Linked DNA regions of Mus musculus: regions 1 and 3 are each linked to region 2. Evidence: chromatin loops called from intact Hi-C (ENCODE). Cell type or tissue: left cerebral cortex. All regions are shown on one strand. Links, peaks and the distances in the headings refer to the core of each region. The heading gives the core; the rest is flanking DNA. Region 1 has its middle 57 kb from the start of 4930504C09Rik. Region 2 has its middle 87 kb from the start of Mir30d. Region 3 holds the start of Gm19782 (predicted gene, 19782).

The links. A loop is a pair of places that touch in the nucleus more often than their neighbours do. Peaks named below come from ENCODE experiments on the same cell type or tissue, not always from the same donor. Only the 100,000 strongest peaks of a DNase experiment are listed, where the experiment ranks them.
Region 1: it touches region 2 in a loop (3-fold over the local background); 3 of 42 quality-filtered maps call a loop at or near these places.
Region 3: a loop joins it to region 2, with 5 times the contacts of the local background. A loop is called at or near these places in 2 of 42 quality-filtered maps.

Annotation. Positions count from the first base shown.
Region 1 is chr15:69,321,628-69,332,674 of GRCm38, forward strand. No RefSeq gene overlaps it. Among named protein-coding and RNA genes, the nearest start is that of 4930504C09Rik, 57 kb to the left of the region's middle. In left cerebral cortex, for the core only: a CTCF peak has its summit at 5,115; a DNase peak (open chromatin) is centred at 5,130.
Region 2 is chr15:68,422,705-68,433,751 of GRCm38, forward strand. No RefSeq gene overlaps it. Among named protein-coding and RNA genes, the nearest start is that of Mir30d, 87 kb to the left of the region's middle. In left cerebral cortex, for the core only: CTCF peaks have their summits at 5,890, 6,439 (motif pointing right) and 8,814; DNase peaks (open chromatin) are centred at 5,912, 6,405 and 8,748; H3K27ac peaks cover 1,327 bases.
Region 3 is chr15:69,916,518-69,927,564 of GRCm38, forward strand. Gm19782 (predicted gene, 19782) reads left to right here and starts at 7,716. Exons shown (of 6, transcript NR_045071.1): 1 at 7,716-7,859. In left cerebral cortex, for the core only: a CTCF peak has its summit at 5,878 (motif pointing left); DNase peaks (open chromatin) are centred at 5,831, 6,894 and 7,578; H3K27ac peaks cover 177 bases.

The sequences.
Region 1 (11,047 bases), core at 1,946-9,945, 900 kb after region 2:
GGTGAATAAAGATGACTACAGCCTATAGCTGGGCAGAAGAGAAATAGTCGAGGTTTTGGGTTCCTGGGCTTGGGGCCAAAAGAGGATCAGGAGGAAGAGAAGGAATAAGCTGGAAAGAAGATGCCATGGGGTAGGAATTTTAAAAATATGGTCATAAGGGCTGGGCAATTGAAGTTAAGAGCCACCCTGATGGAACATGATGACTCATATTATCTAGTTATTGACAGGGGAGTAGACAAAATAGCTTAGAGAATAGATATCTGCCCAGCACTAGTGCTGATTAAGGCTTATTATAAATATAAAGGTTGTATGTCTTTTATCTGAGAACTGAATGATCTTAGACAGGGTAGAAATTCCAAACTGAGATTACATATTTACAATACCCATGAACTGAGCACAGGATGATGACATCTAGAGGAAGGACAGTGAGGCAAAGAGGATGTTTCCATCTGTCACTAAGGTGGCTGATTATGGAACCTGTCAGCCAGGAGTTCTTAGTCCAGTTCACTCATCTGCTGACTGTCTCTCCCTCCTGACTTCCTGTTCTAAGAAGACAGAAGCTACAGCTACAGCTTCAGCTTCCAGTACAAGCTCGTCTATAGAAAGCGTTCAAAGGACATTTGCCAAAATAACAAATGACCTTTTATCTTCAGAATGAAGTCTAGGTTCTTCTGCACAACATTTAAGAAACTTTCAAAACCTGCCTTTAACATTTTGTACTCTCTATTTCCTCCCTTTCCCTGACAACTGCCTAGCAACCGTATTGAAGCTATCATCATGTCCAAAGCAGACATGGGCTCTTATTCTTTGTGCTCTTACTGAAGGTGCTAAACCTTTAAGGCACATCTTTACTGTCATTTCTGGGACGCCCTCCCCAGCCAAGCAACTGCTGAGGAATGGATTTAATAACAAACACTTATGGAGTGACTACACTATGTCAGGAAGAGCACAATGGGGCAGGAAGAGTGCTTTTAGGTGGGAGGACCTGAGGGTGGAACAAAGGAAGGAGGGCACAGTACAGTAGCCTGAGGGCAGCCAAGTCAGTCTCAGAACCCCTGCCTGTGGTATTTCTCAAGAAGAAAGGGTGAGCTTGTGGGATAGAGGATCGATAGATCTAAAAGCCAGCTGTTCCATTCAATGAGGACTACCCAGTCCTAGTTTCTCTCTGTGATTTCTTTGGACTCCAACAGTAGCAACTGTTGTGTGTTTCCTCTGTGGTCCATTCTGTCTCTAACCTCTGTGCATGGCTGGTACTCCACCTCTTTTGTTGCTGGGAACGCCTCCTCCGTAGCTGCTGTGGCAACTTTTACCAGATGTTAAAAGATTAGCTGAGGAATCCTCTTTAGGACATTTAGCTTTGCTGAGGACACTCTGCCTCCTACATGCACCTGTCGCGGCTCTTACCGCTCACAATCATTTATCTATAATTCACATTTCCCCTTTATCTAACAGTTAGATGAGAGTTTTATTGAAAATGACTGCACTATAGCACCAGAGCCTTTAAGAGTAGAGTTTTGGTTGGAGTGGGAGATAGGGGTTGGCTAACTTCCCCAGATAATGTCATTTACACTGAAAAATTTTTTCTCTTGGTTCTCAGTTCCCTAAGACAAGGGACTCTTTCCTAATTATCACAAGCTTAGCTGAGTGACTTCCTTTTGGGAGATAGACAATTTCTGACTGTTAACTGATTTATTTTAAATTCAGTGCTCCAAATGGCGAACCAGGCCAGATTGTCTTAACTCCCCCTATCTGCCTTGCACAGACTCTTCAGCTCTCTATCCAGATCCATTGGGGTACCTCACAATTCTCACTTTCCACAGCTGTATTTGCATTCCATGTTTATCCTGTCTTAGTTTAGACCATCCTTTGGATTTATCTCTTGTATCTGTGATATTGTATCAAGTGATTTATTTCTTAAATTTGTTGTCTATTAATGGTCTTATGCCACCACAATATAAAGAGTATTAGTACACAGATTCTTATCAATTTTGTCAATAGGTAAATTAATATTTAGGTTACGTAGAATGGTGCCTGGAACTTAATAAATGCTCAGAAAATATTTAGTGAATGAATGAATGAATGAATTTCCTGATACACATATATTTTGTCCACTTTCTACTCTTGAATTTAATTCATTAATTCCTGCTCTCTCCCATGTTGATTTATTTCTGCCAAATATTTCAATCATAACATTATCTGCTCATCAGCTACCTTGCTGGATGCCCCAGTCTCTTGCTAGATCACTGTCGCAGACATACCTAGGACTCATTCCTCCACAAAATATCATTGGCTGGCCATTCCTAATCTCTGAGTGGTTAGGAAAGTATTGCTGGTTTTTCAAGATAATTTTGGTGAAAGCTCAGTTCTTAGCCCTGATTTATTGCAAGGCACGCCAAGGAAGCCTCTACTTCTCACTTGAAAAATAGGGAGCTCCCCTGGGAAATCAGGATGGCGTGCACTGGAGTCATTGCCACAGATGTCCCTTATCACCATGTCTTCCTAAATGGTTGTCATTTGGACAGCCAGTTGGGGGAGAGTTGCTTGGCTTTAGAGGCTTTCTGGCTTATTAACAAGCTACTTGGCTGAATCTTTTTACCTCGAGGTCACTGGTTTGCAAATAGCCCAGATTCCTGGTGATAAAAAGTGCTTCTGTTTGACAGATGGGCTATATAGCATGTCTGAAAAATGATGTGTTTTCAGGATAGAGAAGGGACTAGGGAAGAATTGCTTCTTTTTCTTATATGGAAAAGACTCACAGCATCCTGCCCTTTCCTTTCCTTTGGGCATGATCTCTGAGGCAGGAGGCAGGACTCAGCCACTTTGAGAGGTGGCCTCACAGCAAAAATTATGGTAGATCTAAGAGCGTATGTACATGATGGAGATACTAAGAAAATCTGAAACACAGGGTGGGAGGCAGGTGGTATCACAGGAGGATGATAAATAGGAGGAGACACCAGATTGGGCTTCATGGGTCTATATATTTATATCGTTTCTGACTGCTTGCAGATTCCTGGGGCAGTGAAAAAGCTAAATTTCAGATACTACTTTCATAAACTTTTTAAACAGAAATAATACTGCCTTCTCTGTCAGTTCTGACCCTCAAGGAAGCTAGTTGCATGTGAGCTGTGAAAGGCTAGAGAAATAGAAACTAGTTTGCCCACTAACTGAGCTCCTTCCTTTTTGTTTAAGGGCTATTTTTCCTCATTTAACCTGAATTTTACATTAAAACAAACCAGCTCTCTTCTCCTTGAGTTGGACAGAATAGAGAGGTTTGAACTCTGAAGTAATCTCTTGTCTAGCTGATGGTGGTCACAAAACCCCCACCTACACATGATTCATTTGCTCCTGATGCTGTACACTCAAATGGAACAGAGCCTGTACACGTGTAACTGGCTGGAACATGGAAGAAGTGGGTTGCCTTCCACTCCCTTTGGAGTCTAAAGAATATGGTTTTCCCCATCTGCACCAGGATTTATGCTGAAGAGGAAACTAGGAACAGATAGGGAAAATCAAGCACCCTTGAGTCAAATGGAAGAAGAGACCATACTACAGTGTTCTACTGAACTTATTTTCTTCCCAGCAGACCTAGCAAACTTAAGAATCTCTCTGCAGTCACATTCAATTCAGCTCAGTTCGATTCAATTCAATTCAATTCAATTCAATTCAATTCAATTCAATTCATTCAATTATTAAAAAATATTAAGTATCATCTCGTATCTGTTAGTTAATGTTTTACTACTGGGGAATGAGGAGCCAGGATGACCTAGTCAAGATTGCTACATTTGTATAGAAATAATAGAAAAATAGCAAAGGATTGTCTTGGCATAGCTGTACATGTTACATGAAATAGAACATTTATTGGGAGGGCTATACTCAGCACCAATGACCTTAAAACTCTTAAGAAACAGCAATTTTATTAACTTTATTCTTTGACATTTTCATGAATGTATTTAATGCTTTCTGGTTATGCTTACCATCACCTTTTCTTCTTCTCTGCTTATCCATGTCAGCTCTCATAATTCAAAGGAATTTCTTCTACAAAACATGTGGGTTGTACAAATTTAATTTCCAAGAATACTTTTCATGATATTTATCTTAATAAGAAAGCAGATAACTAACTAATTAAGAAGACTTATTTAAACTAATCCATAGCATATCCTTTGCCTTGTATATTATGGTTAATATCATGCATTGTGACCTTAATCTCATACCAAAAATGACGTTGCTCTGGGGATGGGCAGATAGTTAAGCAGGTAGGAGTGCTTGATTCACAACAGAAAATTAAAACCTCCAACATCCATGTGCAAAGCCCAACCTGGATGTCTGACTCTGTAACCCAAGCACTGTGGAAGTGGGATGGGCAGTAATAAGAAGGCTAATGGGACTGACTGGCCCAGCATGCCTACAGATTCAGTTAGAGACTTTGTCTTCACAATAGAATAAAGCAGAGAATGGTAAAGCAGGACACCAGATATCCTCCTATATCTTCTGCGTATATTCAGGGGTACATTCTCTCATACACACATGCATGTCCACTACACACATGTATATTATTGGAAGTTTATGTAAAAAGATAAATTTAGAAGAAAGTATTAAGACACATTAGCTCTAAGTAGGTTGCATTGTCTTTCTTGGGCTATGGTAGGTACTTGGGTTTGGATCCTGAGCCGCTTTTCTGAAGTAGAAATAAAGATGACCTTGCAGGGTCATTGTGAATTTTAAATGAAGCAATGTATATTAAAGTGTATGTAGCAAACAACAGTACTTGGTCCAGAATTAGAATTTAATAATGATGTGTTTATCTACATTATATTCTAATGTGCTTATAATTAATATGTATTACTTCATTAATCAGAAGTCCAATCAATATTACAAAAAGAAGTGGGAGGTAGGAGAAGGCAGGCTAGCTCTCTGACAAAGAAGATATCAAGTGCCAGTACTGCATGTCTGCTCCACCACTGGTTAATAAATATTAGCTTAACAATAAAGTGATATCAATGAATTGTTGCAACAAGTTTAATTTTTCTTCATAAGGGTCTTGAGAGGAGACATTTGCCTAAACCCCAAAGTCCTCATGTCTTGGAGTGATTAGGATTAGAGGACAGAGCTCCACCCAGTGGATGATCACACTTCTTCAGCAGAAGTACTGTCTTGGGTAGTGGTGATTTCCAGCCATATTGGAGGTCATCTAGTGCAAAGTAGGAGCTCACCTCTCTATTAGCTTGTAAAAGAGTTCCTGTATGGATTGAAAGTTGACTGTCTCTAACCTCTTAGGCTGTAAGTACATGAAGGATAGAAAACCTTTCTTCCCTCTTCATGTCTTCCTAAGATCTACAACAAAAACAACTGTTCCTTCTCAAATTTCAAATGAGATGCTAAATTTTGTACCTTTCATCCTTTCCCAGCCCCACCCACAGAGGCATGATGACATTATAGAGCCCCAATGGTCTGTGATGCAGTACTTGGTACCAGAGAGGGTTCCCCAGAAATCTTGATGAGTACTGAAGGAAAGAAACCACCTAAGCTTCACGATGAGAAGCTTCACATTAACATTTGACCACATGTCTCAGAGGAGACATTTTATAAACTCTTTCTATGTGTTTTGTCACCTGTCAATAGGAATGGGAATCACCTATCTTGGCCTCGGTAGAAGAAGGAAGTGAAGACCAACTAAGAATTATGTCTGCTATACACACAAATAATTGTTTTTTTCTCTACATCACCTATGCTTTATTTTTTGTGCTTGACCACAATATTCATCATTAAGTTTTCTTGTCTTTTACTTATCTATTCCATTTTCCTGAAAAAAATATTTTAATACCTGAGTTTTTTAAAATTTTGTAAATGTCCTTATGCCTTGTCAGTTAGATATTATGCAAACCCAAAGCAAGTTTGCATAGTACAGGGTTGAAATAGAAAGAAGGAAAGCCTTGCTTCCTATTCTTCCCCTCTCTAGAACTTTTCTCCAACCCCCACTATGGTCCACTTCTTTCTATATTCCGTGATGCTTCAGATACTTTCTGTTATAGACTCAGATCTCCAGGTTCAAAGCTATGATCCACAAACAGGTGAGGACATGCTGCCTTTGTCTTTCTCCATCTGGTTTACCTCGCTTATTATTTCTAAGTTCCATTTACCTGTAAATTTTATAGCTTATTTTTTTTGTGAGTCTTGGACACATGCACATAAGAACAATGATAAATGGACTCAGAAGAGATCATGAAGTTTGGAGGGAGAGTGGATATCTGGAGGAATTGGAAAAGAGGGAGGAGGGGGTGAGATCTGCATATGAATAATTCACATAGGAAGTTCTCAAAAGGAGTCAATTTTAAAAAGAAAAAATATAAAAGGAAAAATTACTCTTGGGGTGAAGTCAATGTTTGAAGCACATGTTGTGTGAAAGCTGAGACTGAGACCAATGGGGAAGTTTTGTTTTTGTTTTTGTTTTTTTAAAGATTCATTTTCTTTATGTATATGAGTGCTCTAACTGCATGTATGCCTGTGTGCCAGAATAGGCATCAGATCCCACAACAGATGGTTGTGAGCCACCATGTGGTTTCTGGGAACTGAACTCAGGACCTCCAGAAGACCAGTCTGCTCTTAACCATTGAACCATCTCTCCAGCCCCGAGGAACTTTCTTAGAAGGTAGTGATAAGAAGAAATGAAACCTGTAGCACCTCCATGTTTCATTGCCAAGTGCTATTTTTTGACCCATTTTCCTTTAATTAAGAAGAGAAACTATGACATACAATTTAGAACTAGGTTCTATTTTTAAATTTCTGCTTTGAAAACAGACAAAAATCTGTACTGTTTTTATATGTTATTATTTGGATGAATAGTCAAAAACTAAATTTGTTGGTCTTTGGATGTCAGACAGAGGCGAAATGGCCTTTCTCTGTGCTGGCCAGCTCCATCATTTTGGATGGTGGGGAGTATTCTTGCAGGAAACCAAATAGGATCTGGCCAGATGTGTTGGCAAAGGGTGGCTGGAAGGCTTCTTTATTAAAATAAATTATAGTGGTTGAGACATCCTAGGAACTGATGACTTGATGGCAGAGGAAAGGAGCAGGTCAGTGTGTTGTGCAGGCCAATGTCTTATTGTGGGGAACACAAAAGATGCAGCTCCCCCCTCTCAGAGCTTCAGAAAAGACAGAAAACATGTCCTCACCATCATCATGCAGGCTAAGGCATGGACAAAGAATGTATTTGGTCCTGGGCGTTGGACCAAGCAGCAATTTGATTATGATTTGGTAGGCACTAAGACTCCAAAGTAATTTCAATCCTGCCCCAATCACAAGTGAGGGTGAAGTCATAAAATAAAAGAACTGGAATGGCAACCATTCTAAACCCTTCATTTTATAGAACCAGACAAATGGGCATATAGGAAGAGGAGCTGGAGTGAACTGTCTTATATTGGGATTTCTGTTTGCTTTCTGGTCATGTGGCTTTGGGAAAGTTCTCTCAGTGTCCCTGGGCCCTAATATGTTCCTGAGTGCTATGATCTTTTAACTGTCTCCTTGACAGTACTTAAGAGCCTTGACCTCTGGATATAAAATACTGAGCAGGCCATCTGGCACAGAAGATCCATGGCATATATTATGGCAGGAGCAGCATGTCCAGGGACCTACAACTGGGAACTATGACTCACTGGCATGGGTTGGGTAACCTGGAGAGAGAAAGAGAGAGAAAAAGAGAGAGAGGAAGAGAGAGAGAGAGAGAGAGAGAGAGAGAGAGAGGGAGAGAGAGAGAGAGAGAGAGAAAGAAGAAGAAGAAGAAGAAGAAGAAGAAGAAGAAGAAGAAGAAGAAGAAGAAGAAGAAGAAGAAGAAGAGGAGGAGGAGGAGGAGGAGGAGGAGGAGGAGGAGGAGGAGGAGGAGGAGGAGGAGGAGGAGGAGGAGGAGGAGGAGGAGGAGGAGGAGAAAAGGGTATGGCTAAGAAAAAGAAGGATATCATAGTATCTTTAATCATTGGGCCATTGGGCCAGGAAGGGCACTAGGATGTTCCTTCTAAGCTAAGAAAAGTAACCCCCCCCCATATCTTCCTAGAACAGCTTGCTGGGAAGGGAAGAACTGTTTCCTACCATTGCCTCCACACCCCACTCTGTGCTCAGGTTGGTTGTAGCTTTAGTGTAGGCCCTTTCAGAGTGGAGTTAGGGGTTGCTTTGAAACTTAGTCCTGCCTTAAAGCTGGAAGACTTAAGTGGTGTGTCAGGGTTTTAACCATTTATTAGGAAAGTATATCTGAGAAAAAATGAACTTTTTATTTCTAATAATTAGCTGCCTTGCTCATTCCTGATGAGTTTCCTAAATCTATAGTTCCTTAACATCAACCAGGAGTTCATTCATTTAACAACTTACTCAGCTTACTGAATTAGCATATATGTTAATGGTTTTATATATAATGGTAGGCCCAGACAGAACTATTAACTTGCTCCAGCTGAGTTGATTTGTGCTATGAAAGAGTAAGCTCTAGCCACCATGGACATGAGGGACCATTTCTGATTGCCCAAGGAACTTAGGAGGACAACAGAAGAGGCATACAAAGAGCACAAACCCCAAGGAGTTACCAAGTGGCTTTTGAACAAGATTCTTCAGGTGTAAAGTTCTTGGATAAAGCTCCCAAGGTTGGAAACTTATAGCACTGTGAGATTCAAAAGTTTATTAAACTGGAGTGTGTATTGATAGGATACAAGAGAGATTATAAATCTAATTCATGAGAATTCAGGAGACAGGCAGGTACAGTAGGCTGTGCATGATGTCTTTGGAATTGTTCATCTTGATAAGCAAAGGAAACATGATGTTTTCCTATGTGTAAGAATATCTGTTTATGTTTAAATGACAAACAGAAGTGAGATACACTGTAGTGTCAATGTTCAGAATAAGCAGCAGGGAATGGACTAATTGAGCTGATAGCTTTATGGAGAAAATGACTCAACTACTCTATGTCTTGATTTTCTTACCTGTGAGGTAGAAATAATGGAAATTTCCAACGTGTAGGGTTTCTTGGAGAAATTAATAAGAGTTATATAAATCACGAGGAAAATGAATGTAAATTCATATGACTGCTTTGGTGGTGTTATATCATCATTACCATCATCATAATCATCAATATTATTTGTACATATTTAGTACAAAGAAAGATCAAGTAGATGGATCTTGAGATAATAAATTCTACAGTGATGAATGTTGTATAGGGGTTTGCCTCTCTGTCATGGGGTACCCAGAGGGGTAAGGGGAAAGGCCAGAATGGCGAGTCCACAGCCAGTATTTCCCACTGGTGGTCAGATACCATTACATTCCAGACTGGGATGGGAGCAGTGGAGTATACCACCAGGAGAGGAAGTTAGGTATGGGACTGGGGTGTCTATGTTTCCCCTCCAGACATCTACTTGCCAAGCAGGAATGGGAAGGTAGAGCCTGAGATGAACAGAATCAGCTCCAATTTGGAGTGAGTGCTGAGGATTAGAGGGGCAGAGGAGAAAAACCTTACTCAGAAGTCTTAGGCATGGCTCTTTTAAGTGATACCTTTCCTGTGGAGATCATTAATGAAGAAGATGTCTGAGACAATTATTGCTTGTTCATATTTCTTTATTTGGTAGAAGATGTAAAGGCATATACTTATTCAAGGAGAAGGAATGCCCACAGAAAGAGAAGGTCCTTGTCTGAAGGCTTAGGATATGAAAAGGCATCATTAGTATGGGAAAGCATTTCAAGAATCTCTGATGTTAGCTGGATGGGTTATTATTTGGAGAAAGGAAGTTGAACCTGCAGTCTTTTTTTTATTTCATTTTTAAAAATATTTTTTATTTTATTGAATATTTTCTTTATTTACATTTCAAATGTTATCCCCTTTCCTGGTTTCCCCTGTGAAAACCCCCTCTGCCTATCCCCTCCTCACTTCCCCTGCTCACCAGTCCATCTACTCCCTTTTCCTGGCCCTAGCATTCCCCAACACAGGGGCATAGATCCTTCACAGGTCCAAGGGCCTCTTCTCCCATTGATGTCCAACTACGCCATCCTCTGCTACATATGCAGCTGGAGTCATGAGTCCTACCATGTGTACTCTTTGGTTGGCAATTTAGTCCCTGGGAGCTCTGGTGGTACTAATTAGATCATATTGTTGTTCCTCCTATGGAGGTATAAACCTCTTCAACTCCTTGGGTCCTTTCTCTAGCTCCTGTCAGAAAGAACTTGTTGGCATCAACATTAGTGTCTGGGTTCAATGGTTGTATATGGGATGGATCCCCAGGTGGGGCAGTCTCTGGATGGTCATTCCTTCAGTCTCTGCTCCACACTTTGTCTCTGTAACTCCTTCCATGGGTGTTTTGTTCTCCCTTCTAAGAAGGATTGAAGTATCTATACTTTGGTCTTCCTTCTTCTTGAGTTTCATGTGGTTTATGAATTGTATCTTGCGTATTCTGAGCTTCTGGGCTAATATCCACTTTTCAGTGAGTGCATACCATGAGTATTCTTTTGTGATTGGGTTACCTCACTCAGGATGATATCCTCCAGGTCCATCCATTTGTCTACGAATTTCATAATTTCATTGTTTTTAATAGCTGCATCATATGCCATTGTGTGAATGTGCCACATTTTCTGTATCCATTCATCTATTGAGGGACATCTGGATTCTTTCCAGTTTTTGGCTATTATAAATAAGACTGCTATGAACATAGTGGAGCATGTGTCCTTATTACAAGTTGAAACATCTTCTGGGTATATGCCCAGGAGTGGTATTTCTGGGTCCTCTGGTAGTACTATGCCCAATTTTCTGAGGAACCACCAAACTGATTTCCAGAGTGTTTGTACCAGCTTGCAAACCCACCAACAATGGAAGACTGTCCCTCTTTCTACACATCCTTACCAGCATTTGCTGTCACATGAGTTTTTGATCTTAGCCATTGTGACTGGTGTGAAGTGGAATCTCAAGGTTGTTTTGATTTGCATTCCCTGATGACTAAGGATGTTGAACATTTTATTTTATTTTATTTTATTTTATTTTATTTTATTTTATTTTATTTTATTTTATTGGTGCTTCTTATACCCATTC
Region 2 (11,047 bases), core at 1,168-9,167:
AGACACTATTGCAGATACCAACAAGACTTTGCTGACAGGAGCCTGATATAGCTGTCTCCGGAGAGGCTCTGCCAGTACCTGACAAATACAGAAGTGGATGCTCACAGTGCACATGGTCCCCACTGAAGGAGCTAGAGAATGTACCCAAGGAGCTGAAGGGGTTTGCAGCCTCATAGGAGGAACAACAATATGAACTAACCAGTATTCCCAGAGCTCTCTGGGACTAAACCACCAACCAAAGAGCACACATGGTGGTACTCATGGCTCTAGCTGCATATGTCGGTCATCAATGGGAGGAGAGGCCTTTGGTCCTGTTTTATACCCCAGTATAGGGGAATGCCAGGGCCAGGAAGCAGAGTGGGTGGGCTGGAGAGTGGTGGGTGGTGAGGAGGGGATAAGGGAATTTCAGAGGGGAAACTAGGAAAGGGGATAACATTTGAAATGTAAATAAAGAAAATATCTAATCAAAAATAAAAAAGAAGCCACGTGTTTCATATCAGGACAATAAGAAAGTTAGCCTCGAAGGTATCTAAGTAATTGATGAGACCTCATATATTACAGGGCCTAAATAGAGAGTCTGAAAGGGTAAACTCTTTTGACTTTGCCATACTCATTTGGGCTGGGGAAGTTGTTACCTCAGATGTGTTTCATCGTGTTCAGTGGCCAGGCAACACAGAAACCTTTGCAGTTATGCTACAAATGGACTCAGTTCCTGCTCAAACCCTGCTGTTAGTTATCCACGTGATGCTTAGTTTGTAGTCATGTATAACTTATGAGTCCTGAGATCATGGACCACGTTTCCAAGGCAGGTTTGGGTGGCCAGGCAATATACGTTAGGGTCAGGATCCTATATGCAGCACTTGAGAGAAACATGTGAAGCTGTGAGGGTGATACTGAAGATGCAACGAAGATGTCAGAAATTCAGTGATGTTAAAAACAAGAAATGTCTTCAAAAGAGCCTCAGACATTGAGCAGTCATCCCAAGAGAAGTCACGTGAGCTATGACTGTCAACGATGTGACACTGGGGATGCTCAAATTCTTGAGAACTTCTATTATGCTATTGTATGCCTTAGATAACAGGCGTGAATCCAAAGGATTCGGCGTTCACCCTCCTGGGTTTTGGTCTTGTATTGGCACTGTCTTTGCCACACTCTATTCCTCTTGTTTAGAATGAGAATTAATCCCCTGTGCCACTGTATGTCAGTACTGTTAACTTAATAAAAGAAATTGTAGGACTTAAACGCTAAGGGCTTGCTTTGTGTCTCAGAGCAGACTTTAAACCCGAACTTTTGAACAGCATTGGGACTGTTAAGGCTTTGGAGACTCTTGGAAAAAGGGTAATTGCATTTTGCTTTATTAGATGGACATGAGCCTTCAAGAGTCATGGCAGAAAAGTTATGATTTTAGTCGATGTGTCTGGGTATCAAGTCGACAAGAAGTGGACTGGTAATAGTTACGCTTGTCAACTTGATTAGCTTGTCAAGTGCTTATGCATCTAGTGAGATACACCTCTGTATATGTCAAAGTACTTTCAGAAGTGTTAAATAAATGGAGACAACTTTTCCTGAATGTGGGTCACACCATTTCCTAGGCTGGAAGCCTGTGTGGAAAAAGAATGGGGAAAGAAAAGAAACAAGCCAGATGACACGTGGAGTTTTGTGTGTTACCATGATGTGAGCTGTTCAGGTTTACTGTACCTTCAGGCCATGATGGACTGAAATCTCTGAGTGTGTAAGCTCCACTAACCTTTCTTCTTTTGTTATTTTCCTAGTGACTCCGTGACAGTAGCTAAAGGCCAACACACAGTCCTATCTCTCTCAAGCCTTCTTTGCTCCTGCCTCCAGCTAGATCATTCTTTTATATAAAAAAGTATCAGTTCTTGGAGAGTTCTACACAGTGTATTTTGATCTTCATTCCTCTCCCCAAATGCTTTGCAGATCCACCCCGTCACTACTCACCCACATTTGTGTCCTTAAAGTTTCAGACCAATTTATGCTGCTCAAATATTCTTTGGATATACAGCCTTCCATTGGAGTGTCATTGACTTACCCAGTGTTACACATTTAAAGAAAGTGATCTCTTTCTCTCCCAGCATCTTTGCCAATAGCTATTTAGCTAGGTTTGGAGTTTTGTGCTCAAGTTATATATCCATGGGATTTAGACTGTCTTGAGGATACACAGGTTTTGTGCATGCTGTGAGTTCATATGTACAGATGTGCCTTAATTAGGGTTTTACTGCTGTAAACAGACACCATGACCAAGGCAACTCTTATAAGGACAGCATTTAATTAAGACTGACTTACAGGTTCATTTCATCATCATCAAGGTGAAAGCATGACAGTGCCAGGCAGGCATGGCACAGGAGGAACTGGGAATTCTTGTTCTGAAGGCAAACAGGAGAAGACTGCAAACCTTAGGCAGCTAGGAGGAAACTCTCAAAGCACACCCTCACAGTGACACACTTCCTCCAACAAGGTCACAGCTACTCCAACAATCCACACCTCTAAAAGTGCCACTCCCTGCGCCATGCATATTCAATCCACCAGAGATGCCCTACTCTTGTTTACAAGAAGTTGTTTCTTGTAGTCATCCAGCATCTCTTGCTCTCACACTCTTTCTGATTCCCCATCCATAATGATCCCTGAACCTTTTGAAGAGGGGATCTGGTATATATGTTACCTTTAGGGCTGAGCTTTTTTCAGTCTCTTATTTTCTGCATATTGGTCAGTTGTGGGTCTCTGTGTTATCTACCACTTCTGTGAGGTAGCTCCTTTTGGAAAGCAGGGGACCATGAACACACGTTAAAGGTAAAGAACTCAAAGGAGAGGAAACAGAGGCATGTCCAACTAGGAGTCACAGGTCTCTGCTTCTAAATACCCCTTGATTCTGGCTGATGTCAGAAAGACCCACTGATCACAAGATGGGCCATATACTGTGGGAAGTGCAGGGCACTGGGGATCAATGAGACATGCTGTTTCTCCCAGAGCTGATAGTTTATCACTCTCATCATCATGTATATGTGTGATGTGTGTGTTTAAGACATCTGTGGAACTCAGAGACAATTTCACTCCTCTTTGGTTCTCGTCTTCCATATGGGTTCTGAGCATCATACTTGGGTCCTCAGGCTTGCACAACAAGGATCCCACTGAAATTCTTCCTGACCTTGCATATCCATACCTTACTCCATTATGCAACTTAAGTTCATCCAGCAGTCAGGAAGTAGCTTTTGGGATTTCCATGATTCACTCCTAGAGATAAGGAAACTGAGACATGAGGCAGTAAAAGAAGTTGTTGAAGGCCATTTTTAGAACCTGGAGGTCCTGAAATTCAGAGATAGGACATCCACCTGGTATCTGTTACTTTTTAGGAAGGTTATTCTCTTTTTCTCTTTTTTCCTTTTTTTTATTAGAGATTTTCTTTATTTACATTTCAAATGTTATCCCCTTTCCTGATTTCCCCTTTGAAAACTACCTATCCCCTCCCCCTCCCCCTGCTCACCAACTCACCCACTTCAGCTTCCTGGCCCTGGCATTCCCTTATACTGGGGCATAGAACCTTTACAGGACCAAAGGCCTCTCCTCCCACTGATGACCGACTAGGCCATCCTCTGCTACATATGCAGATAGAGCCACAAGTCCCACCATGTGTTTTCTTTGGTTGGTGGTTTAGTCCCAGGGAGCTCTGGAGGGTACTGGTTAGTTCATATTGTTGTTACTCCTATGGGTCTGCAAACCCCTTCAGCTCCTTGGGTACTTTCTCTGGCTCCTTCATTGGAGACCTTGTGCTCCATCCAATGGATGGCTATGAGCATCCACTTCTGTGTTTGTCAGGCACTGGTAGAGCCTCAGGAGACAGCTATATCAGGCTCCTGTCAGCAAAATCTTGTTGGTATCTGCAATAGTGTCTGGGTTTGGTGGTTGTTTATGGGATGGATCCCCAGGTGGGGCAGTCTCTGGGTCGTCATTCCTTCAGTCTCTGCTCCACACTTTGTCTCTGCAACTCCTTCCATGGGTATTTTGTTCCCCCTTCTAAGAAGGATCGAATTAGGAAGATTATTCTTAAAGAGATGTGGAACTATGACTCCCTCCCAGAAGTCATAGTTGCCTTCCATTGTTCCTCAGTTACGTATAAGGTGTTAGCAGAATCCTCAGGCCCCAAATTGATCTTCTCTCAGTATACTTGTTGTGTGTTGTGTGTAGTTTGTCTCTAGATATAAATGCTGAGAGGTGCTGAGACTTTAAGAGGTAGGGTGGGCACTAATCTAGTCATGTGAGATCTCGTCTACCAGGAGTCCAGCAGTAATCCTTTATGGAGTGATGACTCAGTCAACTCCTACCAGGTACCACCTTTTAAGACATCTATCACCTTTAAATTCTGTTACATGGAGAAGTAAGTATCAGCGAAACTTTGGGGGGGGTGATTAATCGTGTTCTAACCATAGTTCAGCCTAGCCTACCTACCTTAGGCAGGGATTCTTTCCTAAACAAAATGTGGGAATTTCTGGTCACTCTCTTCCAAAGGCTTGTTCATATTTTTGTGAATACATATCACTCCTTGGCTTCTTGTGCACAGGAAGGATACTTGTTGATTTCCCCAAGTGACATTACAATGCCACCAAATAGTCCAGTTATATCTTTCCTCCAATGAAGAGGGACCATTTGCAGAAAGGAAAAGCCTTGCTTCATTCAAACTAGATTTCACTCCACACAGACCAGCATTTAGACAGCCTCTAGTTTTACAGGCCAGCAGGATTTCTTAGACTGAAAACTCTGACATTATTTTAAACTTCAGATTTTGATTGGGTGGATCTGGGAGAGGCCTCAGACATGCTTGTCTAATAAGTTCCTGGTGAGGATGTTGCAGCCTGCTCTCATACCACACTTTGGAAGCAGGTTCTGGATACTCAAGAAGAAATCTGGCCAGGTCTGAGTTCCTAGTTCTTAGTGTTAGTCTCTTAGGAAGCAATGGTTGGTGGGTAAATTTGTCATTGGCTACATTAAATAATTTATTCATCCTAGTTATCTGTTGACAGACACCACCGGCTGAGATGTTAGTATCTGATGATCAATGTGGTTTACATTAGTTCTAACAACCACCATGTGCAAAACTTATCATCATTGCTCCAACATGGCAGAGGAGAAAACCCACAGTCAGAGAGACAGAACAATTATTTTAGCAGTGATGCCAGCATGTATGCCCATTAGCCTGGGGCTTGACCATCTGTGTCATTCAGATGCTATGGAAGGGGTACTGGTTAAGCCCCTGGGTTTCTTGTCAACTTGTAGAGCAGCTTTGAATACTCAGTGGTTGCTTCATGATCCCCTTCTTTCATTGATGAGATGGCTACGTTTTTATGTCAATGCTACAAGTTTTTTGTTTGTTTAGGTAGAAGATTATAATTTTCTTAAAAGCACGGACTCCAGCTGACCTGGAGAGAAGGACCTCACAACTGAGATGCTTGCTTGAGAGCATGGTTTTGTCACATTAGGAAAACTTAAATTGCATGCAGCACTGCTGGAAAGTATAAACATGTTTTTTTTATGTGACACACCTCTCTGTTTCTGTATTTCTGTCTTTCTTTCTGTCTCTGTCTCTCTCCTTCTCCCTATTTTCACACACAAAGTGGAATTGCCAAAGCCTTGTTGATTGTGAACTGCCAAGTATCCCTGTCATTGTGACTCTTTTTTCTTGAACTCCATCAGATTCTTCTTCAAATACTTATCTCAACCTTTTGCAACATTCTGCCCATCTATCCCTGTGGCTGAAATGGGGCAGGACTACTGAGACATTTGTGGAACTGTTAGGCTTGGGAAACACGGGACTTTTCTCTATTTCCCTTCTCTGTTTTCATCCTGTGACAATGAAGAATGAAGTTGTCATTTCTGACTTTGCCACTAGGCTGTGCTATTGGTCTGTTCTTTGGTCCCTTGTCGCCTCCATCGGCTCTGTGGAAATGTATTATTCAAAGTGGGGTGGTAGCTACCAATAGTTAGACTTGCTATATAGAATGCTGCAGATAGATAGTCACCAGTGAACAGGATGTAGGAAAACCTTAGTTGCACCCCTACTCACCTATACTTGTGCTTATGTGTGTCCTTTCAGAATGAAGCTCCACCTTGGCTGCACTTTGAAGGACACAGATTCATTGTGAAAACCTACAGTTTGTTCTCAACTGTTTCAAAAGGATGTATCATTTTGGCTCTGTGCATCAGTGTAAACGGATCCCTCTAGGGAGATGTGCACCTATTTCCAGGCTCAGTTGAAGGAATGAGGAAGTTTGGGGTATGGGGGCAACAGTGGGTGGCAGAACTGATGCTGCTGGGCTGAGCTTGATAGAGGATGAAAATAGCCTCCAAGTCTGCACCTAGCTTCCTTGTTGCCCAAGACAAAGCCTTCCTTGGGCCTGTTGCTCTATGATTACCTCTAGGCGGCAGCAAGCCTACAGGAAAGCATACAGGAGAGACCAAGACCAGAAAAGGGATTCTAGCTGGTGCAGCTTAAGTTTCGAACACTTAGGGTGGTTGTGTGGCCTTATACATGGCTTGCTTCCTGACCAAAGGACTTCACTTTCTTTTGCAATGGAGAGGGTAATAATAGCTGCTCTGTTGGGGTGTCTGAGGGATATTCACATAATGTGGTATGTGCATCAAGTGTAGGCATTGAGGGGGCTAGGGAAACAGCATCTTATTTTGCTTTGTAGCCTTAGGCAAATCTTATAACCTCTTTGGGTCAGAAACCAGCTTGTTAAAAAAAAAAAAACAACGCTGGGGGTTTGGGGCTTTGTTTCATCGTGAGGGTTTGAGTCCAATTCTTAGAACCTACACACACACACACACACACACACACACACACACACACACTCACTCACTCACTCATACTCACATACACATGCACACGTGTGCACGTGAAATTTGGTGGTGTGTTCAGCTTTGGGCAGGCAGATACTTGGGACTTGATGACTACCCAGTCTATCCTAGGCTAATCAGCCCTAGATCATTTAGAAATTCAAAAAACAAGGTGTATAGCTTGAGGAATAGTACTCAAGGCTAACCTTTGTATGCCATACATATCTACACATATGTACACATATGCACACATGTATGTAGACATATGCATACACACACAAATCCAACTAAGATTGAAGGAGAAGATGCTTGTCTGAATCTGTTTCAGCTGCTATATCCAAATATGTGAGTAACTGGCCAATGATAGAAACTTTCCCCTCAGTCCTCTGCAGTCTGGAAGTCTGAGGTCAAGTAGCAGCTTGTTCCATGTCTAGAGAGGCTCACCCTAACCCTGTGGATTGTAGAAACCCTGTGACTTGTCGACAGTCCCTCTTGCTGCATCAGTACCTGGAGAAGGGAAGAATAGCTCCACACACCACTCCTTTAAGGTCACTCAGCATGTTTAAAAGGGCTGTGCTCTCTCGGCTGAATCACCTCCTCAAAGCCTCACCTTCTGCTCCCATGACATTGGCAATTAGGTCTCAACATGCAAGTTTAGGAGATATAAAACACCCAGATCCCAGCTGTGAGTAAGGTCTTTCCCCTTCTGCACTTTGACCATGCCTGTGCTTTCTACCTTCACAGACTTGACCTGGAAAATAATCAGAAAAACTAAAGACTTTGGAGGGAACGACATGAATGGGCAATTAGAATGACCTAGATTATTTGTGCAGCGTAGTTCACACTTCACTAGGGGACAAGAATGCCCATGCTATCTTCCTTTCCCAGTCAGCTCCTGAGTTATGCTGCAGACCACAGATAGCCCTTCCACAGACCCACGGGTGATTCCAAATCCTTTCAGCTCCACATCTGCTCATTGATTCTCAATGGGCAAAAATTATATTGTTCCCCTATTTATTTTGGAGTTATTTTTCTCTGGTCTTCCTGCTGCTGGAGTGGTTTACAGATAACACTTTCTATTACTGTACATGTTTGCCTCTCCATAAAGCAGGGATCTGTAACGGAACTGTCCATGGTACCTGCCACTTGGTAATGATTCCGGAGGAGATTCTGAGATGAATGCATGGGGAAAGAGAGTAGATGGGACAAGGAAGGAATAAATGAAAGAATGAATGAGACATCTGTAATCATAAAACCTCAAGCCCCACAGCAGCATTGTGCATGGGGACAGACCGTGGAAGTGTGGCACACACTGGGCTGCCTCCTCCACCATGGCAGACCAAAGCAATCCCTTTTATGCTGTCCAAGCAATTGCTGTCAAGGTCATGCATTTGTGATCTCACACTCAGTCTTTTATTTTTTTCTTTTGATATTGTGTGTGTTCAAATATATAGACTTCATGTTCTCTTTTATTTTCCTCGAAGGTGAAACTTTTGCTTTTTTTCATCTATAAAGATGTTTTTAAAATCCCATCTTGAGGCTTTAAAGATTTCTCTCCCAGCAGCTAGATACAGATATATAAAATCCACCCACATTACAAATGAAAATGATTGATACACATCAAAAAAGTTATCTGCATTGGATAATAAAACTTAGCTCAAGTCTCTCTTTAAAACCCTCACTCCATGAATTTAACTGAAAAGGCAGATTTCTTAGAAATTCAGCACTAAGGAATTTAAGTGCTTGGAAAGTTGGTAGTGCCAAGGGAAAACACATTTTAAAATATTTATTTATTTTATTTTATGTGCATGTATGTATGCCTGGGTGTATGTCTGAGTATCAGGTGCATGCAGGAGCCTGCAGAAATCAGAAATGTCGAATCTCTTGGGAGCTGGAATTACAGACGATTATGAGTCACTGTGTGGGTGAACCCACATCCTCTTCAGTGCAGTAAGTGCTCTTAACCACTGAGCCATCTTTCCAGCTCCAAATTCAAATTGTTGTTAATGGTCCTGGAATTTTATATAGAATGTACCCTTTAATTCTTCCATGTGACAAAGCAATTAGCATTAGTCTTAATATAGAGTGGGGGCATCTGAAATTCTGTTATGTTAAGAAATTACATGCATATACATTGGTGGTATCGATCCCAGCAATGTTTCTTCTAATGCAGGCCTGTAGAATTACAACTTCAGGCAATATATGTGTCCTGTGGTCATAGGATTTGATTACTTATTGCACAAGGCTGAGTGCTAGAGTGTCTTCTTCAGAGGACATGAGTTAGAATCCTAGCTTTTCCACTTATTAGCTTGTGAGGCTTTGGACAAATACATGTCTTGGTTTCCTTGCTTGTAGAACGGGCATTCTAATACTGCCTTCTTTGTAGGATTGCTTTGAAGATGAAGTGACTATTAATCCTTAGAAGCATACCTGAGCAATAGCAGGTATTCAGCAAAGGTTAACTCAGTTGTTGTGTGTTGTGGGGGATTAGAACTCAGTTGCTGGGTGTTGTGGGGGATTCGAATTGTTGTGACTTCCCACCTTTGCTTGTCAATAAGGTCTTTCTAGCCTAACTCTACTTTTAAAATCACCTTGCTATGAATTTAAAAAGCACCCCATCTAAGTCACCTTGTTTCAGCCTTCCAGAAATTGCTTAATAAATATTCAAATTTTTGATGACTCTGAACAGCCCTCCCAGAGTGTTCTTGTATGAAAATACCATGTGGAGACCCTGGATCTGTTTTGAACCAGAGAACATTTTCCATTATCTAGAGGCCAGAAGGGGCCAGAAGTCTTTGATAAATGATCTCCCTAGCTCCAAATAAAAGTGGCCCAAGGATGACAACCCAGACCTTTCCAGGCAGGATTGGGGAGCAGAGGCTGACACATTGTAGGGGGAAGGACCATAGCCCTGTCCTGGGAAAGGAGAATTGGAGTTCTTGAGTCCCTAGAAGGAAAGGATTTGGGTGATACCAAAGCAAAGAGTCTTTGAGGTGAGAAATGGCAGGAATGGGCTGGCTGAGCCTCCATCTATCACGTTGCAGGCCACAGCAGACACTTCTATGGAAAAATTCTCAGCACACAGAAGGAATATGTGGTTCTGCAAAACCCAGCCTTCTAATGGACTTCATAGTATTATACAGGGAGGATGTTTAGCTGCCATCATGGTAATTAGAAAACAGATCATGCCCCATGTTTCATATCACGCACACTCTAGTGTCTCAGTAGCATGACCTTAGGGGTTCAGTAAGAGTCAAAATCTTTCCCCACCACGTTCTTGACCTTAGAAAATTAGTTTCTTCACAATCACATGTAGATGCTAACATTCTTACCCAAAATGTTGTGAAGATTAAATGAGTTAAAGTTGGGGACCACATCTGACCTTAAGTGCTCAACAGACACTGAGTGTTTGTATCACAAGAGAGTCGCCTCCGTTCTTCATCTCAGAATAGGCTCAGCACCTCTCTTGGCTGATGAGGTGAGATGGACCCAATTTGATTTTAAAATAGCAGCATGACTGGCTGTCTTAGCCATTGTTCTGTTGCTGAGAAGAGGTTATACCATCACCAAAGTCACACTTATAACATAAAACAATTAATTGAGGGCTTGCTTACAGATTCAGAGTACATTTTAATCATGGTGGGGAGTATGGCATTGGATTCAAGTGCAGAAAAAAGATAAAGACAGAAAAACAGAGACAGAGAGAAAGACAGACAGACACGCACACTAACACACATCAACACACACACACATACACACACACACACACACACACACACACACACACAGGCAAGATATGGGGCTTGACATACATGGACTTTTGAAACCTTAAAGCCCACCCCCAGTGGCTTCAACAAGGTCATCCCTACTCCAACAAGGTCACATCTTCTAATCCTTGTAATCCTTTCGAACAGGTCCACTCCCTGGTGACTAGGCATTCAACTATATGAACCTGTGGGGGCCATTCTTATTCAAACCATCACAATGGCATTTCTTGAATTGCAGTGATAGTGAGCAGCCCAGTTCTTCTGGCTGTACAGTTCTTCTCATTATTGTGGGTGTGCACTGCATATCGACAGGCTCAGGGTTTCAGTCTTTGCCCTGATTATGATACTGCCACGGAGTACTTAATACTCAGACTTCTCCCTTACTCTGCTCTGTCAACGGTTGATTAAGATGGAATCCCTTCAGCATCCATCTC
Region 3 (11,047 bases), core at 1,630-9,629, 1.5 Mb after region 2:
TAAAAAAGAGTCCTCTTTATTTCTTTGTGAATCAGTTCTTCATTCAGGGTTGTGTTGTTTAATCTCCATAAATTTGTATAAAATCTTTGTTTTCTCTTCAGCTGATTTGTAGTATTATTTCCTTGTGAGGATATATTATTGTTGGCATAGTTTCAACATTCTTATACTACTGTATGATCCATTATAGAGAAAGTTGAATGGGCTGTTCAGGAAAATGTATATTCTGAAGTAAATGGATGTTAAGTATATTTGGCCAATGATATAATTCAGTTATTTTGGCATTGTAGAGTAAGATATGTATCTTATAATTTTTATTGTTGTCTTATTATTATTTAATGTTTGTCTTTATCTTATTACACTAGTTCCTCAACCTTGTCTTCCATTCAGACATTCTGTCTTCATCCTGATCCATTCTAATGATCAGACTTATTATAAGACTTTTAATTTAACTGATAGCTTTCATATACACTATATTAAATTAGGTTACTTCAACATTTTTATATTTGTTGAATTCATATATACATACATACATACATACATACATAAACACACACAATCTCTATATTCTTTTCAATACCCAGTGTTTTTATGGGATTGTTGCGTATGTTCTCTGGTTCTATGCTTTCTCTTGGGCTCCGTTTTCCTTTTTTTTTTTTTTTTGTTTTACCTTGTCCAACTTTGGTGTGGTGGTTTAAATAAGGAAATTAATGAATAGATGAATGAACAAGATCTTAATTGCTACTGCTATAGTTTCTAATTGATTTTTCCTTTAGACCTACTGGGAAAGGAAGAATCAGTTTCCCGATGATACTGGGTAGAGTATAAGCCACTCCAAGGCAGGGCCAGGTTCAGGAGTGGTTGACCAACATATAATGGACTCCACAATTGTGTGTGTGTGTGTGTATGTGTGTGTATGTATGTGTGTGTGTGTGTGTGTGTGTGTGTGTGTGTGTGTGTGAAAGAGAGAGAGAGAGAGAGAGAGAGAGAGAGAGAGAGAGAGCTTTTATTTGAGTATAATTTGGTATGTTTTTATTTGCTTGTTAATTTATTTGTTTAAGGGCAGTGTTTAATTTTTTTTATGTGCCCTCCCCTTGGTTGTGTTGCTTTTTATTAGGTTTTAGTTTCTTTCTTTTTTTTTTTTTCTTTGTTTTGTTTTGTTCTTTTTTTTTTTGAGGAAAAATTTGAAGTTGAGTGGGGAGGATCAAGGAAAGAATTTGAAAGGATTTAGCAGAGGGGATGATATGATCAGAATATACTTAAACATAAAAATTGTGTAAATATAAAGAATATAATAAAAAACAAAACCCCACACATTTACACACATACAAAACAAACACATAAACCACCACCACCAACAACAACAATAACAACAACAACTGAACAGTGGCTTCTTTGTCTATTCACACTTTGGTTTATAAGATTAGAATTTGGAGGAAAATAGTGCTGGGAAAGAGAGATATATAAATTTCAGAAAAAAATGAAGTTGTTAGAATAACTTGGAGGAAAATTAGGAATGCAGTTAGGATTCTCAGAATATAGACATTGTCAAATGTAAAAAAGTTATAATTTAGTAGCAAAAAAAAAACAAGAAAGAGAGAGGGAGAGAGAGGGGGGAGGGAGGGAGGGAGGGAGAGAGAGAGAGAGAGAGAGAGAGAGAGAGAGAAGGAAAGAAAGAAAGAAAGAAAGAAAGAAAGAAAAGAAAGAAAGAAAGGAAGGAAGGAAGGAAGGAAGGAAGGAAGGAAGGAAGGAAGGAAGGAAGGAAGAAAAAGATATAAGAATGTAAAAACCAGGGAAAGAGACACAAAAATAGTATAGATGAAGAAACATACACAACAACCCAAAAACCTAATATTTGTTTGTGAGTTTGTGTGTATAATCATTAAAAGATATATTATCTATCTAAGAGTAGGCATTAAATAATTAGAGAAAGAATATTTATGTAGTGAATTGCTGGTGCAACTACAGTAAGTCTAAACAGGAGTTCTCGTATTCCTTTCACCCTGCCATGCTCTACTTTAGGCTGTGTACAGTAACTGCAATATTGCTCTCTTCAGTCTGGTGTCAGAGCTGTGTGTGATTCTCTGTGGGAACTGGAAGTTGTATCGCCTTCCGTGGTAGTTACTTTACACTCATCTTTCTCTCTGAGGTTTTTGAGCATTCTGACAATCAACAAAAGTAGAAGTGTGTTGATAGTAATAATAAGTATGTGTCTATGGTTTGTTAATTATTATTACCATTATTCTCAATCTATAGTATCATGGATTAAATTCAGAGTCTAGCACATGAGAGTCAAGCACTATGCCGCTAAGCTATACCTCCAGTAATATATTATTGGTAATTTTCATCACAAACTGAGAAAGTTTCATTTGCTCTGCATTGATTTTAAGCAAGCAATATGCTAATATATTTACTGAATAGTTTGTGAGTGGTTTTCAGTCTTATGAGTAGGGAGAGTAGTAGAAATTATAGCAATATAATTCATGGAGAAATCAGCACATGTTACATACTGTTTGAAATTAAGTACTTTAGAATTGATTCACTTTGGGAAAAATGAATAAATTTAGGTAATTACACAAAGCCATGTAATCTTTTCTAGGTGAAATCAAGAATGAGTCTAGAATGACTGACTCATGTGTCTTTCTTCTTAATAGCACCAGGAAGAGGCAGACAAAACCCCATTGTGTGAATATGGCATGAAGAATAAGAAATAAATAGTCAAACAGTGTGTTAGTAAGGAACACATGTGCTCCATGGGCAGGTAATTTTTAAGTGGCAGAGAATGGGATGCTATTAGGGCAAGGGAAAGGACACCTAAAGATTGAACCATCCCATTATTCAACTGGGTTCTCCCTTCCTCTTAAAGGAAACAGCTACACTAGGATTTGGAAGATTATGACATTTTAAAACCAGGGAGAAATTTGTGTATGTGTCTCCATCGTGGTGAAATTGGTGAGGCTCCCTAGGAGCCCTGGGAAAGAGCTTTGTTCTGGGAACTGGTATTTTATTGGTATTTGTTTTTAGATGATGTGATATGCTCTATAACATGCATCATTAGACAATTATAAGATGCTGTGAGAAGTGTACTACATGCTTACACAGGCTAACAGGGCTATGTTGCTAAGTAACAGGTCGCACCCTATGACAATACCTTCATAGATATAGTTCTTTTTGACGTCATAATTGTTAAAACACTTAGGAAGCTGCAGGTGGAACATACTATAGAGAAAAGGTTGTCATTTGGGACAGCAGTTGGTACTATGTGGCATGGGCCTAGCATTGCATGTTGCGAATTTGAACTAGGGTAAGAGCAGAGTAGATGAGATAAATACATAAATGCGATGATACTTAAAGATTGCCATCTTGTGTTTAACTCAACTTTATGAGGTAGTAACTGGGGCACAGAGTGACTTAGAATTTTAATGAAAATTTCATTCAATGTTCTGTTACAAACCTGTGCCAAAATCTGAATTTCTGACTGCCCAGTTCTAAATCCTACACATTGCACCTTTTAACATTCCTGGGAGAAAAGAAAGTTTTTATAGAATCTCACGAAACACCAAGGCTTCTTTGGATGACCACAACAACCAGCTAAGTAAAGTAGATAAGAAACAACATAAAAACGTTCTGCATTTCTGAGAAATGCCTGATAAAGCCCAACTCATAGACAATGGATATTGGTGTAATAGGGGTACAATGACCAGGCACAACAGATTGTCTTCTGTGCTAATGCACAAGGAGATAGAATGGCCTTAATTACAGGTATAGGTGGGGGTTCATGGCCAGATCTGGAAGTCCTAAAGTGGTACTGAAGACCTAAAAGATTTCTGGTGAGCCACTGGTCTTGAGCTCACAAAATAAGTCTGAAGAAAGTGGGTTCTGCTATTACTAAAGGAATGTAGCCATAATGGCAGCAACATCAACAGTAACAAGAGCAGAGTAGATAGAACCATCAACCAGGAAGATGAAAGTGACTAGCAAGACACAAATGCAAAGAGACAGAAATCAAAATTGTTATCTAGGACACACTGTCATATAGCTGTCCATGGAAACTGTTGCCCACATTTGTGTTGCTTCTTCCTATCTCAAATAACCTGATCAAGAAAATTTCCCATAAGTGTGTCTAGCATGTTATCTCTTACTTGAGTTCAGATCCAGGCAAGCAGACAAGCAAGAATAATCATCACAGTGAGATTGAAGCATGTTTGTGCATTGAAAACCCATGCTGTTTCGCTTCAAGGGAACCTTTTGGGAGGTAGCATTTGGTTACACTTGTTTAATGAAAAAGGTGACAGGGGCCTAAAGAAATTTAGTGTTCCACCTCAGGTGTCTCCTGGGGAATTAATCTCCTACACCTTAGAGTTCATAAACTATTTATTTAACATTCTGCAAGCTTTAATTTTTTGTGGCTGATTTTGAGAAAAGCAAGGGTCATTGCCAAGGTGACAACAGTGAAAGTCACAGCCTACAAGAAAGCCTACTAGAGGCTCTTAGACTTGGAGATGTTATGTACCATCATTTAGAGATTTTGACCTGTGAAGTGAAATAATCGTCTGTATTGGTTTATCTTCTCCTCTTCCTCCAAAATGGACTCAGCAATTCAAAAGAATCTATAAAAGACTAACCTGTGCAGTTTGTATTCACAATGTAAAGGTGGAAAAGAAGAGCCAGGAAAAGACAACAGGCTTCCCTTTTGTCTTGTAGATACTGGATTCGTTGGCAACATTGGCATTCTGTTTGTTGGCAGCTTTCATTTTGTTCTAAAGAGTTATGAAATATGGACACTCTTTCTTCTCTTTGTGCTTTTGGTTGTTCATCTCTAAGACAATGCAAAAGGAATTCATATCTACTTGCTTTAAAATATTTATTTGTAATTATGTATATGTTAATGTGTCTATATGTAGGTGTGTGCTTATGTGTGCAGTTGTGCATGGAGAACAGAGGCATCAGGCTCTTGGAAGATCAGTTCTATATAGTATTGAGCCACAGCTGTGGATGCTAAGAACTAAACTTGGATATTTTGCAAGAATAATATTTGCTCTTGACCACTAAGCCATTCTTCAGGTCTCAGTATATTGTTTTCAAAGGACTAACTATATGATATAATAAAGAGTTATCACAAACTTAGAACCAATGAATTCATAACAATTAAAATACACTATATGCTATAAGTAACAGGTATATATTCAGGTATAATAGAGTTCTCCTATAGATAATATAAACCTACCCCTCATATTCTATCTCACAATAATAATTACAGCCACCAAGTGATCCAATCCTAAGGACTGGTATCTAGCCCAAGTTTGATTAATGCTCAGGGTACATAGAGGTGATTTCTTTAATAGAATGATTCCCTATTGAGAGACTTATCATTTGAACTACTATAATATCATCTCCAATGGGCCTCTGACTCAAACCTGTATTACTACAATTCTCTTTCCACACATTTGTCAAATGAATAATTTAAAACAAATATCCAATACTGTGTCAGCTCTGTTTGAAAATTCTTCAATGATTCCCTATAGTTTTATGAAGAAAAATTTCAGCTCCCTGCCTTAATATTAGGAGCCATCATAATTTGAAAGATTTAGTGGGTATCAAGCAAGAATCAAGAAACATCCTCTACCACTCCCCATACCGTGAGTATGGTTCTTGGCAGATGAGGTGATTTAAGATTCACTGAAAGCAGTGCCTGGATACAAATCTCACTTTCAATCATTTGCCCTCTTATTTAAAAATGCTTGCTCCAAGCTGGAGAAATGGCTGAGCAGTTGAGAGTACTGTCTGCTCTTTCGGAGGAACCCGGTTCAATTCTGAGCATGTACAGGGCAGTTCCCAACCATAATTACAGTTCTAGGGTATCTGATGCCCTCTTCTGGCCTCCATGGGCACCAAATATATACTTGCCTCACATACATCTATATTTAAAATAAAATGCAAAACACCATACACATTTTAAAAATATAACAAAATGACAAATTTAAAATCATTGCACCCTATCCCTCACCTCCTATAACTAGCCATATTTTTACCTTTTGATTAAAATCTATCGCAAATACCTTCCATTTCGAAAGCATTCCTTTTGTGATGCACTGCTTCCAGATCTACATGTACCTTTTCTGTCTTGATTTCTTCCTGTATTCAAACAGTTTGCTTCTGCTACAGAAGTCACTGAAGATGACTATCATTCTTAACAATTCATTATCTTAACATGTTCTACAATAGTGTTATTAAAAATGTTGTCTATCCTTTTATAACCTCAATGACTAGTACTATGTTACAGAAGACAGAAGGAATGTAGCAAATATTTAGGATCAAGAAGAGGGTGGGAGATGTGGCTCAATGTGTGATGTGTGTAAGAGTAGGATCCTGAATTTGAATTCCCATACCATGCAAGTGTCATCAGTTTTTATGCAGAGTCATAACTACTTAAGTGTCTGACATTGAGAAAAGTGACAAAAAGTAGATGCTGGAAAATTTCTTGAAAGAGTGGAATTTTCTGAGCTCATTTGATTCTGAACTTCCCATGACTATAATTTAAGATATCAACTTTTATGCTTTATGAGTCATCTGTCTGGTGACACTGATTATCAGTGACTAATAAGTGTTGACTTGAGTGTTTGTAGTTCCTATGGGGTACCACAATAAGTAGCTGGTGATGCCCCAGAACCATGTGATCCCAGGAATATGAACACATGGAAAACCAATCTTCTCAAGGACCCCACAGTTCCATCAGAGTGCTGATCTGCTTTTCTGAGCCATTGATGTGTTTTATTAACTATGAAACTGTTGAATTTTGGAGACATCTTTGTTAGAAAAAAGTCAAGGTGCTAATATACCAAAGCCCAGATTGCAAGGATTTCTTCCAAGTCTCTAGGACGTGGGACCATATTTGCATGGGTCTGTGATTTGGCAGGATGCCAAACTACACTACTGCAAAGGCTCTGTTCACATTTCTTCTTGAAACCATATTTTCTGCGTTGACTAACTGGCAGCTTTGGATTGCCTCAGGCTGATAATGGGCAACTGAGCTGTTAGACCAGGTGGCATTTATTTATTTATTTTACAAAGGGAAGGGAGGGGAAGAAGGCAGGATGCAAATTGGAAAGTCCATTTTTAGTTATAGAACAGAAAAATAAAGGAGAAAAAGAAATTGATTTTTAAGAAGTTCCAGATGTTATATGCTTTTTATTTGCAAAGCCATGTCTAAAAAAGGGAGTTCCATTACAAACAGAAAAAAAAAAAAAAGGAAGAGAAAGAAGCAAGGAACCACAAAATCGACAGGATGATGTTTAGTTGAATTTGCTTGTTACAGCTTGCATTCATAGTGAATAAGGACAGTTTTCTTTTAAAAATGGAGAAAAAATTCACACCATTTACATATGAATAATTACCTTCATACTGTGTCTACATGAGGCAAACAGAACTGCCTCAGCTGCTGAAGTTCCACAGTGTTGTGTCTTAATCACCGAGCCCACCTTGCTTGTTCCAGGAGCCATCTGCGAGGCTCTATTGTGTTCTGCTTTCTTCAGCTGTTTCCTTTGGTCCAAAGCAGGACTTTAATTAGCATCCATTAACACACTGCCAAGAGCATCTTCCATCAGCCTTTTATATCGCTTTAGATGGAGAAGAAATTATGATTCCTGAAATGAATTGTGTTTTGTCTGTGTGCCAGAATTCTACAGACATCACAATCTAGTATGCCGAGTCTCTTCTTTGGGTCTCTAAAGCTTTGATTTGCAATATTCTAACGAACTGGCATACTTGCTCTAGTGAACCAATTTAGGGAACAGGAATCAAAGTTCTGTTCTTGACATGTAGGATTTCAGGTTTCTGGCCTATTCCATATGGACACCTACCAGGTATCACAATTGCTTTTTCTAGAAATAATTTAATGCATGTGTATTTGTGTGTGTGTGTGTGTGTATGTGTGTGTTTGTGTGTGTGTGTGTGTGTGTGTGTGTGTATGTGTGTGCCCATGTGTGCAAGTATCCATGGAGTACAATATGCTCTTAGCTGCTAAGCTAACTCTGAATGTCCCCTCAATTGGTTCTTGAAAGAAAGTCTATCAGCCTTCCTAAACTTCATGTAGTCACTCCCAGATATGGTGTTTCCAATGACTTTCTATGGGAAGACATTGATGCCAATAGCTTGCTACATTGAGCAATAAGGCTAGCTTTCCAGTATGGGTCTTCATTTAGTATCAGTTCCAATGTTGTCCCTGACTTTATGGTTCTGGCAGAATGATTTTCTATTTCTTGTTTCAGTGTCTTTGACAGAAGACTGATAGATGCTATCTTCTGATAATTTTGTTTGCCAAACTTTTAAAAAGCAACATGAAAATCCCTAACAAGTCAGGAAGGTAAATTTGGTATTCTGAACCTATTCCTACTTTGCCAATAAGATTTGGAGGACATATAGCTAGGTGGCAGGATTTTTTTTTGTCTTTTTTTTTTATTATTTCTAGATATTATCTTCTATTGGGTAGTGGTAAGATCAAGTTGCTTATTGTATACAGATGTCAAATACTCAAGTCAGTGACCAAAATATGAAGAATAACAACAAAAAATAATTTTTAAGTAAGATGGTTCTGAGAAAGAGAGAGACCCAGGAAATCAGAAGATAAAGACAATAGAAGATAAGATAAAAGGGTTTGGGATTGGGAGATCACACAAAACCTATATCTTATGTCAAACAAGTCTGTTTAAGAAGTACAGCATCTTATATACTTTTTACAGGGAAAAAATGAGACAAAGTCAGCAGAAATCATCATACAATGGGACAGAGTCAACATGAAGCTAATCAACAGTGTTGCACGAGAACATAGGGTATCTCAAAAAACTCTACAGACATGGCTCACAGCTGTCAATGAACTGATAACTGTAGCCCTATGCAGTGGGAAAACTTGGGTTCTCAGGCCCTAAACTTGCACCTTTCCCAAAGCACTGGTTCCAGGTCATCTCTGTCTCTGCCAAACATATTTCTTGTTTTAAATAAGCAAGTTTGTTCCTTCTCTCACTACATCAGGTCCTTAGCAAAAAGCCCTGGCTATCCTGGAACTCATTCTGTAGACCAGGGTGGCCTCAAACTCAGAAATTTGCCTGCCTATGCCTCCCACGTGCTGGGATTAAAGGCATGCACCAACACTGCTCAGCAGTTGAAACTGTTTTAGACACAATAAAAACAACAATGACAGGAGGAAAAGGTCTCTACACTTATAGCACTGAAATGCAAAAGAGATGAATATGCAAAGATTGATGCACTTAAAATGATATTAATGTAATTTAATAATGTATTTAAACTGTCCTTTTCTGAACAAAGGAAGTTCAATATTTTTAAAAAATTGGAAAGCAGAAGAGCATTTAAATATATCATTATATTAAAAAAATAAAAATATTAGAAAATGGATAAAAATGTTATATTCCTTCTCTATTTAAGGAGTACAAAATCTAAGGAGCCCCAATGTTAATAACTTTTAATTCATCATTGACATTAGGGTATGACCTACAGCTTAAGTGATAAATGGTCATTTACTTTCCTGCAGTAATGAGAAATATAGCTGTCAAAGTTAAATAATGTAATATATTCTTTAAAGCTGTGTAAACTTAGTAAAATGGTAACTTTTAATCTGAGAAGGAAGACAATAAGGACAGGCATTGAAATAAGGGATCCTAAAGAGAACTTCAATTTCCAAACATTACAGGGAATCCTCAAAATTTGATGGTAAGCTCATATTACATAATAAAACATATACGTATGTCACTGAAAAAATCAAGCTGGTGTCAAGTAGAATCTTCAGTAGTGACTTGTGTTTGTAGAGTTGGAAGGTGCTTCATATGTTACAAGAGGAGAAAAGTAACCAGCGGCGAACCTTGGGAGTTACAATAGTGACCTGCTTGGCAAGATATACTGTTGCAATAGTGGTACAAATTTTATAGGGTTAACCAAAAAGCTTCTGAAAAAAATATTATTTAAGGCAAAATCCATTAAATGGAACACACATTTGACACTGTTAATGAGGCAGACAACTTGAAAGTATATAGGACATGGGCCCTAGCTGAAAGCCTACTACTGTGATTTTGAATATAGGAATAAACACTCTTTTGAATATACTGCTATAGCCATAGATCAGAGCAGTATTCAACCCTCATCAGAGAAGCCTCTTTTTTTAAGTAAACAATGGACAGAATGCAAGAGATCTTGGAACACTCAGTCTTCGGGAGATATCTTTGCGAAACCACTTCTCTCTAGGTTTGGGAATCTAGGTGGAAGAAGAGGAAGAAAGGTTGGAAGAACCAGAGATAATGAATTACTCCAAGGAAACAGTCCCTTTCTGACCCAGCAAGGCTGATATCCATATGAACTCAATAGAGACCATGACAACAAGCTAAATACCTTCACAGTTTCAAGCCAGCCAAAAATCCCAGCATAGAAAAGGCTACTGGAAAAAAAAAGTACCATCCCTAAACAACAAGATATTTTCAATTGACACCTACTGGAAGATGGAAAATTATTTTCCTTCAATGGAATGATACTACATATATCAGCCACACTTCAGGGCAGGTCTTGTACTTAGGAGTATTTCATCTTATTTGGATGCTGTTTGGGAATTTTGGTTTGGTGCTTGTTGTTTCTGCTTTTGAAAGAGAAAGAGCATGAAGTCTGCTGGATAATTAATTGGTAGTGTCTGGGAGAAGTTGATAAAAGTAAAAAAGTGAACTATATATATATATATATATATATATATATATATAAAATATTATTTTAAAAATTAATGAAAGCTATATGTGCTACCGTTTATGCTACATAAATGCATCTATCTATATCTATCTATCTATCTATCTATCTATCTATCTATGTCTATATCCATCTATATCTATATCTATATCTATATCTATATCTATATCTATATCTATATCTATATCTATATCTATATATCTATATATCTATATCTATATCTATATCTATATCTATATCTATATCTATATCTATATCTATATCTATATCTATATTCTGGTGAATTCTAAATTCCTGGTGAATTTAGAATTTC